Linked DNA regions of Homo sapiens: region 1 is linked to region 2. The links are chromatin contacts, found by Hi-C or POLR2A ChIA-PET in ENCODE. All regions are on one chromosome and are shown on one strand. Each heading gives the region's core, a stretch centred on a gene start or an enhancer-like site at or near the end of the contact. The rest is flanking DNA. Distances are from core to core; before and after follow the strand shown.

Evidence for each region. A loop is a pair of places that touch in the nucleus more often than their neighbours do. ChIA-PET counts read pairs that join two places held with the same protein, here RNA polymerase II (POLR2A). Pooled maps may share reads with other maps.
Region 1: a map of transverse colon shows a loop between it and region 2 (2.3-fold over the local background). The contact joins two enhancer-like sites. A Hi-C loop is called at or near these places in 6 of 168 maps with a recorded cell type or tissue (PC-9, endothelial cell of umbilical vein, esophagus muscularis mucosa and 3 more) and 3 of 50 pooled maps. POLR2A ChIA-PET finds 5 or more read pairs at or near these places in 3 of 52 experiments (GM10248, HepG2 and WTC11).

Annotation. Positions count from the first base shown.
Region 1 is chr22:35,546,790-35,551,630 of GRCh38, reverse strand. It overlaps RASD2 (RASD family member 2), which reads right to left. Exons shown (of 3, transcript NM_014310.4): 2 at 4,551-4,830; 3 at 1-128. The coding sequence starts at 4,821. Among named protein-coding and RNA genes, the nearest start is that of RASD2, 8.4 kb to the right of the region's middle. RefSeq lists an enhancer at 1,878-2,588. Within about 2 kb of position 2,135, at least 3 of the 41 ENCODE cell types and tissues checked have a DNase peak (open chromatin) inside an H3K27ac peak, as active enhancers do.
Region 2 is chr22:35,478,381-35,483,245 of GRCh38, reverse strand. No RefSeq gene overlaps it. Among named protein-coding and RNA genes, the nearest start is that of RASD2, 60 kb to the left of the region's middle. RefSeq lists a silencer at 4,144-4,321. Within about 2 kb of position 1,870, at least 10 of the 41 ENCODE cell types and tissues checked have a DNase peak (open chromatin) inside an H3K27ac peak, as active enhancers do.

The DNA.
Region 1 (4,841 bases), core at 886-3,385, 68 kb before region 2:
CAGCTCCGCCGCCTCCTTGGTCTTGTTCTTCAGGCAGGACTTGACCTCCAGGATCTGCTTCTGAAGGCGCTTGACCTCATCGAAGGACTCCCGGTTATCCAGGCTGAACACCAGGATGAAGACATCCCCTGCAGGGAGAGAGCCCAGGTAGTGAGTTCACCGGCCAGCTGCAACCCCTGCCCTCCTCTGGCCACAGAACATCAGCCCTAAGAGCTGGGAGTCACAGGTGCCCTGAAGCAGTTATGCGGCATAACTGCTTTAACCTACACAGCGACTCTTCGGGGTAGCTGCGATTATTCTCCCTGCGATTATTTTCCAGGACAGGAAACTGAGGCTGAGGGGGTTGAAGCCCCTGTTCACAGTCGCATAGCTAACACGTGGACCACTTGGTTCAAATACAGTTAACTCACTTCACATTTCTTTGCAGGGCTGGAGAGGGGTAGGTCACTTGTGTGGACTGTGTTCAGATAATAATAAAAATCATTTCTATGAGAGCAGGGGTCCTGCCTGTCTTGCTCAATGCCTAGTTTGCATCTGGCCTCATCCGCTTAGCTGCCAGCAGACTTGGGCAGATCACGAAACCTCTGTAACCTCAGTTTCTCTGTCTGTTTCATGAAGATGAAATATTACCTTGCAGGATGATTTTGGGAGTTATGCAAGATAATGAATGGACAGTGGCACATGCTCAGTGACCTCAGGTGTCAGTAATGATGAGAGTGAGGGCCTACTGGGGGCTAAGCACTGGGTGTATGCTCCAGGCCCGTTGTTCTCTTGATTCCTCACTATGCCTCTGTCAAGATTTTGTTACCTTTGCATTACAGGTGAGCAAACTGAGGCTCAGAAAGGGTATGCAGCCTGCCCAAGATCACACAGCTTCCGTGTGGCTAGGCTGAGATTTCTACCTGATTCTGTTCTCACCTAGCTCGTGCCTGGCACCCGGTAGGTGCTCTCTGCTTCTCAAATAAATCATAGGATGAAAAAGTGAGTGCTGGCCTCCAAGGCCCACACTGCCTCCAGGATAACTCACTGCATCACTCAAGGCAGGCTTGTGAATCTGAAACAGGGGCTGCTGTGGAGACGGTGGGGTGGTGGGGAGGCTGTCTGGACTGGTACCTCCATCCTGATTTCCAGCTTTTAATAAGCACCTTCCTCACTTTTGCTTAAACTTTTTTTTTTTTTTTTTTTTTTTTGAGATGGAGTCTTTCTCTGTGGCCCAGGCTGGAGTGCAGTGGTGTGATCTTGGCTCACTGCAACTTCCACCTCCTGGGTTTAAGCGATTCTCCTGCCTCAGCCTCTGGAGCAGCTGGGATTACAGGCGCCTGTCACCATGCCTAGCTATTTTTTATTTATTTATTTATTTATTTTCTGAGACAGAGTTTCACTCTTGTTGCCCAGCCTGGAATGCAATGGCAAGATCTCAGCTCACTGCAACCTCCACCTCCTGGGTTCAAGAGATTCTCCTGCCTCAGCCTCCCGAGTAACTGGGATTACAGGTGCCCATCACCACACCTGGCTAATTTTTTGTATTTTTTAGTAGAGACGGTGTTTCACTGTGTTAGCCAGGCTGGTCTTGAACTCCTGACCTCAAGAGATCTGCCCACCTCGGCCTCCCAAAGAGCTGGGATTACAGGCATGAGCCACTGCGTCCAACCACTTTTGCTCAAACTCTTGATAGCCTTGTGGTGTGACAAGATCCCTGTCTCACAGATGAGGAAACTGAGGCCCAGAGGAATCAGCAATTGGCCCAAATTCTTGAGAAGAGAAGCAACCAGTTCCAGCTTCTGGCAGAATGGCTGCCACCTTCCTCTGCACCCCCAGAGCACATCATTTACCCCCATTTAATGGCACATGGCACATTCAGAATGGTGTCCAGATCAAAGGTGTGCTCCAAACAGCTCGGGCACAGAGAAGGGTTCCATCACCCACTCGTCCTGGTCTCCCCAGGGCCTGGCACACAGTCAGTGTTAACCAAGGAAGCCTGAATGGATGGGAGGTGATGGAGGGAACTGCAGTGTGGGCTCTTCTGAAAGGCACTTGCGAGGCAGCGTCAGCTTGGCAACTCTTCCTGCTTGGGCTGCCAAACCCCATCCCGTTAGGCTAATCCGGGGCCCCTGAGGACTCGTGGCCTTGACATATTCAAATGCGAGACTGCGATGCCAAGCATCAGAGATCGGCCCGTCTGGCAGCTGGAAGAAGAGCTGGCAGTGGAATTAATGGCTTTCAGAATTTCCTGAGCAGCAGGAAAATGAGGTTGAAAAAATGAGGTTCCACCAGGTTGGAAAATGAGGCACGGGTTGGTGTGTGAAAAAAAAACAAGCATCAGACAGCTGTGCTCAGAATGATATGCGCCATAAAAAAGAGACAGACAAAAATACTCTCCATTGTGGGGATACAAATACGAATGCCGGTGTAGTCACGGAGGCCCGGAAGGCTCCATGCCAGACTGCCAGGGTGGCCACCTCCGGGGCAGGGGCAGGAGCCTGGGATTGGGGACATGGGTCAAAGGGGCATTAGCTTTATCTGTAGCGTTTGCAGGAGGGTGTGTTTGGGTATTACTTGTGTCACTGAAAATTAATGCTGAAAATATGCATGTGCTTCCTCTCTACATCTCCCCTCTCCTTCCCTCTGTCATTAGCCTTATTCATTGCAGCGGGTACCCAGTCCCCTCCCCAAGGCTGGGGGAGCTGACACCAATGCAATACCCGTCACGTGCTGGAAGCTCCCGCCACAAGCCTTCTTGCAGTCCTCACAGCCTCCCTGCGGGGTATGAGGTTAAGCCCACTGTGTGGCTGGGGAGGCTGAGACTCAGACAGGATGCATGTGCCTCTGGTCACACATTTAAGCCAAGAGGCCCAGCAAGGATTCGAACACAGGTCGACCCAGGGCTCTCCTATCTACATGCCCCTTCTCCAAAACTCGGGGTGGAGCGGAGAACTTGACTGCTGTCTGGGTCAGATGCTCGGAAAAGCCAGCCTGGAAGAGAAAGCACTCAAGGAGGGGCCACCCCGCAGCCTCAGTCTTGGCCTCAAGGCGGCAGCAGGGCTGGGAGTGGCATGGGTTTCTCTGTATAGAAGTACCTCAGTTGGGGGGTTATCTGAATGATGCCTAGAGAGTTGCCTGCTCACTCCTTCCCTTATCCCTGCTCAGCAACTTCAGGGGCGTGACTTGGGAAATGATCGTGTAACCCGTAGCAGGCCCACTTGCAAATGCTGACTCAACAGAAGACTTGGGGATTTATTGTGCATTTACTATCTGCTCACCAAGCGCCTTACATATATTCATTCATTTAAGTCTCACAGTCCCTTTAGGATGAGTGTTGATGTGGTGCAGTCTTACAGATGAGAGTGCTGAGACACAAGGAGATAAAATCCCTTGCCTCGAGGTACAAAGCCAGGAAGCAGCGGAACCAGGGCTCACACCCAGGTGCTGGGTCCCGGGCTTGTCCTCTTAGCTACCATGCTAATGCAGTGTAAACAAGGGCACAGCCCCTCAGCTCCACTCACCCCTTCTTCCCCCCAACCTCCCTGTCCCTCCTCACCCTTCCCAGCAGGGCTGAGAGGCTGTGGTATGGCTTTGTCTGAAAGCACAAAAGCAGACTGCCTTTACGAGCTGTGCTACCACTGGAGTGAGTTACTTAACCTCTCTGGGCTTCAGTTTCCCCACTTGTAAAAAGGGAATGAATAACTATTTACTATGAGGGTTAAATAACTACATGCTGGCTGGCCGCGGTGGCTGACGCCTGTAATCTCAGCACTTTGGGAGGCTGAGGTAGGCAGATCACGAGGTCAGGAGATCGAGACCATCCTGGCTAACATGGTGAAATCCCGTCTCTAGTAAAAATACAAAAAATTAGCCGGGCATGGTGGCACATGCCTGTAGTCCCAGCTACTTGGGGGACTGAGGCAGGAGAATCGCTTGAACCCGGGAGGCAGAGGTTGCAGTGAGCCGAGATCGCGCCACTGCACTCCAGCCTGGGTGACAGAGCGAGACTCTGTTTCAAAAAAAACTACATGCCAAGCTCTAAGAACAGGGCCAGGCCCATAGCTTCTGATAAGTGTCAGCTAGTGCCATCACCATCACTATGACCATGACCAAGCCCCCTTCCCTTTGGTGATCACTGCCTGGGTCCTGCCCTTACCTCTCTAGGAGGTGGCAAAGGCCTGGGGTGTGGGAGACCTGAGCCCCGTGGACTGACCTTGGGCCCTGGAGCTCTGGTGGGTCATCTTCCGGAGAAGGAAAGCAGCAGCCAGGGCATCATTCTGTTCCCTAGAAAGGAATATCCCTGGGGCATGCTGGTATCAGCTCCTGATCTGGAAGGCGGCCCCGACAGCCATGAGTAATCGATCTGGAGTCTAACAGAATGGAATCGGGGCCCCCGACTTCATCACTATTTCCAGCACATGGCAAAACCTCTCTGAGCCTCATTGTGCAGGGATGACGCCTGTCTCAGACGATGGCTATGCAAGTCTATGCAAACTGCCAAGTGCCCAGCACACTCCGCACCCATGCCCTGGCCCTGCCGCCCCAGCCCAGGCACCAGTGGGCCTCACCTGTGAGGATGGACAGCCTGCGCATGGCGGGGAAGGGGTGGTTGCCAGAGGTATCCAGGATGTCGAGCTGGTACATGTCGCCGCGGATGTTGTATACCTTACGGTGGAAGTCCTCGATGGTGGGTGTGTACTGGTCCTCAAAGCGGCCATTGAGGAAGCGAGACACGATGGAGCTCTTGCCCACCCGAGAGGCACCCAGCACCACCATGCGGTATGAGTTTTTGGCGGGCACACTGAGCGTGCAGTTCCCGCTGGACAAAGTCTTCATCATGGCTCGGGGCTGCAACAAAG
Region 2 (4,865 bases), core at 621-3,120:
GGAGCAGAGGCGAAGCCACAGACACTAAGAAAAGTAGCCCTGCCTACCCCACAGGAGAGTGGGAGGCCCCCAAGAGACAGTGGGGCACGCTCGGCATTGTCTGCCCTCTTCCCCACTAATCGCCTTCCTGGGTTGAATTGCACACAACGTAGGAGGCGCATCTCAATTAGCCTGAGGTGATCATGGCAGCCCTTTTCTACTCTTTTCTACTCTAGCCCTTTTCACTCATTGGTCTTGAGTGAGCCAGTTCAGAGTGATAATCACATAAAGCAGAATCTCTGGAGGGTGTGAGGAGTGGCAGTATGTTTCCAGGTGAAGATTTTCACCTCTGATGAAAGAGAAAAATCACATGAAGATTCCTTTGCTCCCTTTCCTCTCATCCTATTTTGTTTTTCTGTGCTTTTTTTTGAGACAGGGTCTCACTTTGTTGCCCAGACTGGAGTGCAGTGGCATGATCTCGGCTCACTGCAATCTCCACTCCCAGGGCTCAAGTGATTCTCCAGCCTCAGTTTCCCAAGTAGCTGGGGCTACAGGCGCCAGCCACCAATGCCCGGCTAAGTTTTGTATTGTTAAATAGACAGAGTTTCCCCATGTTGCCCAAGCTGGTCTTGAACTCCTGAGCTCAAAGCTATCTGCCCTCCTTGGCCTCTCAAAGTGCTGGGATTACAGGCATGAGCCACCATGCCTGGCCACTCTCTTCCTATTTTGGACACAGTCGTGTGAGGACGTGATGCCTGGAGCTATGGCAGCCATCTTGTGACCATAAGGTGCGAAGCCTGAGGATAAATGCCAACATGCTGAGGGTGCCAGTGTGCAAAAATTGAAAGCAGCAGGGAGGCCAATGACACTGTTAAGCTGCAGAATCAACATGAGGACAATCTAGATCCGGACATCTTCCCAAGTCAACAATAGATATCCTTAGAAGTTAAGCTACTGATAGTTGAGTTTTCGGATATTACAGCTAAGCACATCCTTCTTTGCTTTCCCTGTTCCTACTCAGCCTTCCAAAGCCAGGTAAAACCATTATCTCCTTCATACAGTCATTCAATAAATGTTTGCTGACTAACAACAAATATTTATAGAGCACGCATATGGCCTCTGCTCGGTTTTAGGTGACAGTCTAGTGGGAGAGAGACAAAAACAATAAATAAATTGATTACAAATTGCGATGAGCTTCATACATATACATTAAACAGTGGGGTGCTGGCTGGGCGCAGCGGCTCATGCCTACAATCCCAGCACTTTGGGGGGCCCAGGTGGGCAGATCACCTGAAGTCAGGAGTTCGAGACCAGCCTGGCCAACACGGTGAAACCCCGTCTACTAAAAGTACAAAATTAGCCACTTGTGGTGGTGCGCATGTGTAATCCCAGCTACTCAGGAGGCTGAGGCAGGAGAATCGCTTGAACCTGGGAGGCAGAGGTTGCAGTGAGCTGAGATCGCTCCACTGTACTCCAGCCTGGGCGACAGAGCAAGGCTCTGACTTAAATAAATAAATTAAATTAAATAAATGAGGGGGTGCTGAAATAGAGAATGACTCCTTTAGGTAGAGCAACCCCAAGCTTCCAAAGCCAGGTAAGCCATTTTCTCCTTCATACAGTCATTCAATAAATGTTTGCTGACTAACAAGAGATATTTATAGAAGACCTATATGGCCCCTGCTCGGTTTTAGGTGATAATCTAGTGGGAGAGAGACAAAATACGGTAGGAAGCCCTCTCTGAGGAGGTAACATTTAAGCAGGCACCTGAATGAGTGCAAAGTGCAGGGCGGGGCGATGTCCAGGAAGTAGGAATGAGTTGGGCCAAGCCCCAAGGGTGGACATGGCTTAGTGTGTTCGAGGAACTGGAAGAAACCCGTGTGGCGGGACAGTGGACAGCAGGGAGGAGACGATAACATTAGAGGAGGTGGAGAGAAAGCAGAGCCAGATGGCACAGCAGGACAGAGTATGGAATCTATTTTAGGGCAACGCCACCAGGAAGTGGCACGGTCTGATTTCTGTTTTAAGAAAATCCCTCCGCCTCCCACGTGGGAAACAGGCTTCCTGAATCCTTCCCGGTCTCTCCTGCCTCCCTCTGCCCTCACCTCTGTTTTAAGCCTCTGCATTTTTGCTCTCACCCCCTCCAGACCACAGTCTCCTCCCAGGATGAGATCGGGTGTAACTCGTCTCCAGCTCAGCACCCTCACTGTGGCCAGTGGGCCCCTCTTCTCCCCACGGCAGTCGACATCCGGGAAGAACTTCCAGGCACTGGGCTGGGTACCGAGGGTAATAAACTGACAATTCCATTTATGGACAGTGGCCTCATGCACCTCACAGGCCTCACACAGCAGGCAGGGGTGGGCCAGGGCCACCAGGAACCAGCCCCAGGCCTGGGGTTGCTCAAAGTTTCATAACTGTGCCCGTGTCCAAAAACAGAAGAGCCAGGCAATTCTGTCCTCCCATTAATGTCACCAAGCTGGACTTCTTCCTACCCCAGCTGCCCCCTGGCTCCCCCACCTCCTTCTTTGACGCAGTCAGGCTGTCCAGGGACAGAAGAAGAAGGACAGAAAAAGAACTCATTCCTTATCTTGGAAAGCAACGTTGAAACACCCTCACATCTCTACCAGCCCTCAGGCTTTGCGGGGAGCAGGAACTCCACCACCTCCCATAAGCTCTCTGTCCTGGGTGGCAGCTGGCAGCCTCTGCCATCAGAGCATGGCTTGTGTCATGGCTCCAGGATGTTCCAGGTGAATCAGCTCTTGGGGTCCCAAGAGAAAGAGAGATTTGGCTCAAAGTGTCTTGGTCTCTTCCCTGTGCAGCCTAGTCACATCCTTCCTCCCGACATTTATTACTCCAGACTGTGTTTCAGACACCAAGCCATAGCTTCCTGGAACACCGAGAGCCCTTGGAGATCAACTGGGGCCTGGCCAACACCCAAGGGATCCGAGCCATACCCCAGCCAGTCACGGTGGCTGAGCACAGCCACAGTTCTCAGTCGGGGGGCGGGGGCAGTAGGCGCCACAGAGCTGCATCAGCACCTCGGAGAATCTGAATCACAGCCCCCACACCCCCACTCTGTGGTCAAGACCCTCCGGCAGGATCGCTGGGCAGCGTGTGGTGAAGAGCTCAAACTCCAAGCCAAACTGCCTGGACTGGAATCTCAGTCCCCCCACTCACTAGATACGGCATCTTAGGCACGGGCCTCAGTTTCCACATCTGTAAAATGGAGATAACCTTCCAGGGTTGGATAACCCTGACCTGTGATGTGCTTAGGACAGGGCCTGGCACATAGCAAATGCTCTAAAAGAGTTGACTGTGTTGCCAATTTGTAAAATTCTGTGAGATCCTGTCTCCTTTGCCATGCCGCTGCAAGGTTATACGCAGATAAAACTTAAGTTACAATTCCGGTTTTCTTCAAGATCTGAGACATGTTAATTGTCTTTGTTTCTCGCTCTGGTAACATCTTCCCGCCGCACATATTTCCCGCCTTAAAGAGTTTAAAAGGTGATCAAAAAATCTAACACTGGCTACCCGCTTGGGACTCCTTCCACGCTGTGGAAGCTTTATACTGTCACTCTGCTTAATAAAGCATACAGCTTTTTTTTCTCTAGGAAAAAAAAAAAAAAAGAGTTGGCTGTGTTGCTATTTGCCATTGAGGCTCCTCAAGTCAAGGAAAGGTAGTGGCTCGCCCAAGGCTGCCAAGTGAGCCTGTAGCAGATCCAAAGCTGGAACCCACGTCTCCTAACTTCCAGACCAGTGCTCAGCCGCTGAGCTCACCAAGGCTTTGGATGGTCACAGGGACTTTTCTTTGCTACCTTGGAGGAAACATTTTCAAGGCATTGCGCTGCCACCCATCACCATAAACAGAGACTCACACTAGGCCAGGCGCCGTGGCCCACGCCTGTAATCCCCATACTTTGGGAGGCCAAGGAAGGCAGATCACCTGAGGTCAGGAGTTCGAGACTAGCCTGGCCAACATGGCGAAACCCCGTCTCTACTAAAAAATACAAAAACTAGCCAGGGCGTGGTAGCATGCACCTGTAATCCCAGCTACTCAGGAGGCTGAGGCAGGAGAATTGCTTGAACCCGGGAGGCGGAGGTTGCAGTGAGCCGAGATCGCACCACTGCACTCCAGCCGGGGTGACAGAGCAAGACTCCGTCTCAAAAAAAAAAAAAAAAACAAACAAACAAAAACAGAGACGCACACTGTCTCCCTGGGGACACACAGAGATTGAATCACAGAGACACAGCGTAAGTGTACACACAGTCACAGAAACACTGACATACTGAGGATCACAGAAGCACATGTGCGCACACACGCTGCACCCCACGATCCAGACCTCACCATCTTCTCTGCTCTCTTTCCTTCCTCTCCCCCTCCTTTCCCTCCGAACACGCTTATTGTGGCTGTTTTCCCAAAGTCCCCAGCCTGTCATTTGAAGGAGAGATGATGTTGGCAGCTGCTGCTGCTGCCAGCTAAAAGCCAAAACTTCTTGTTTCCAGCCTCTGATCTTGGTGTCCCAGCTCACCTGGGGAGCCAGCGGAGGCTGTGGGGTGGAGGCCTTAGCTCTGAGCCGCAAGCCTCCAACTGCAGCTGCCTTTTTCTACCCTCATTCACCCCCAGGATGTCCCAACTCAAGGGCAGCTGGGGGCTCTCGCCAAGGCCGTCTAGAGTGGGAAAGCCGGGGGTCTGCATGATCCCCACTATCAGAGCAGCTCAGCAAGACCCTCCCTCCAGAGCCCTCCAAGTTGTATAAAAGATCAATCCTCAGACTCCGACAACATCAGGGCCGCAAGGACCACTCCCAGCCATCTAATCCGGGTCCCTCCTGTTACAAATGGGGAGATGGAGGCTCAGAGAGGGGGTGAGATTTGTCCAGAGTCACACA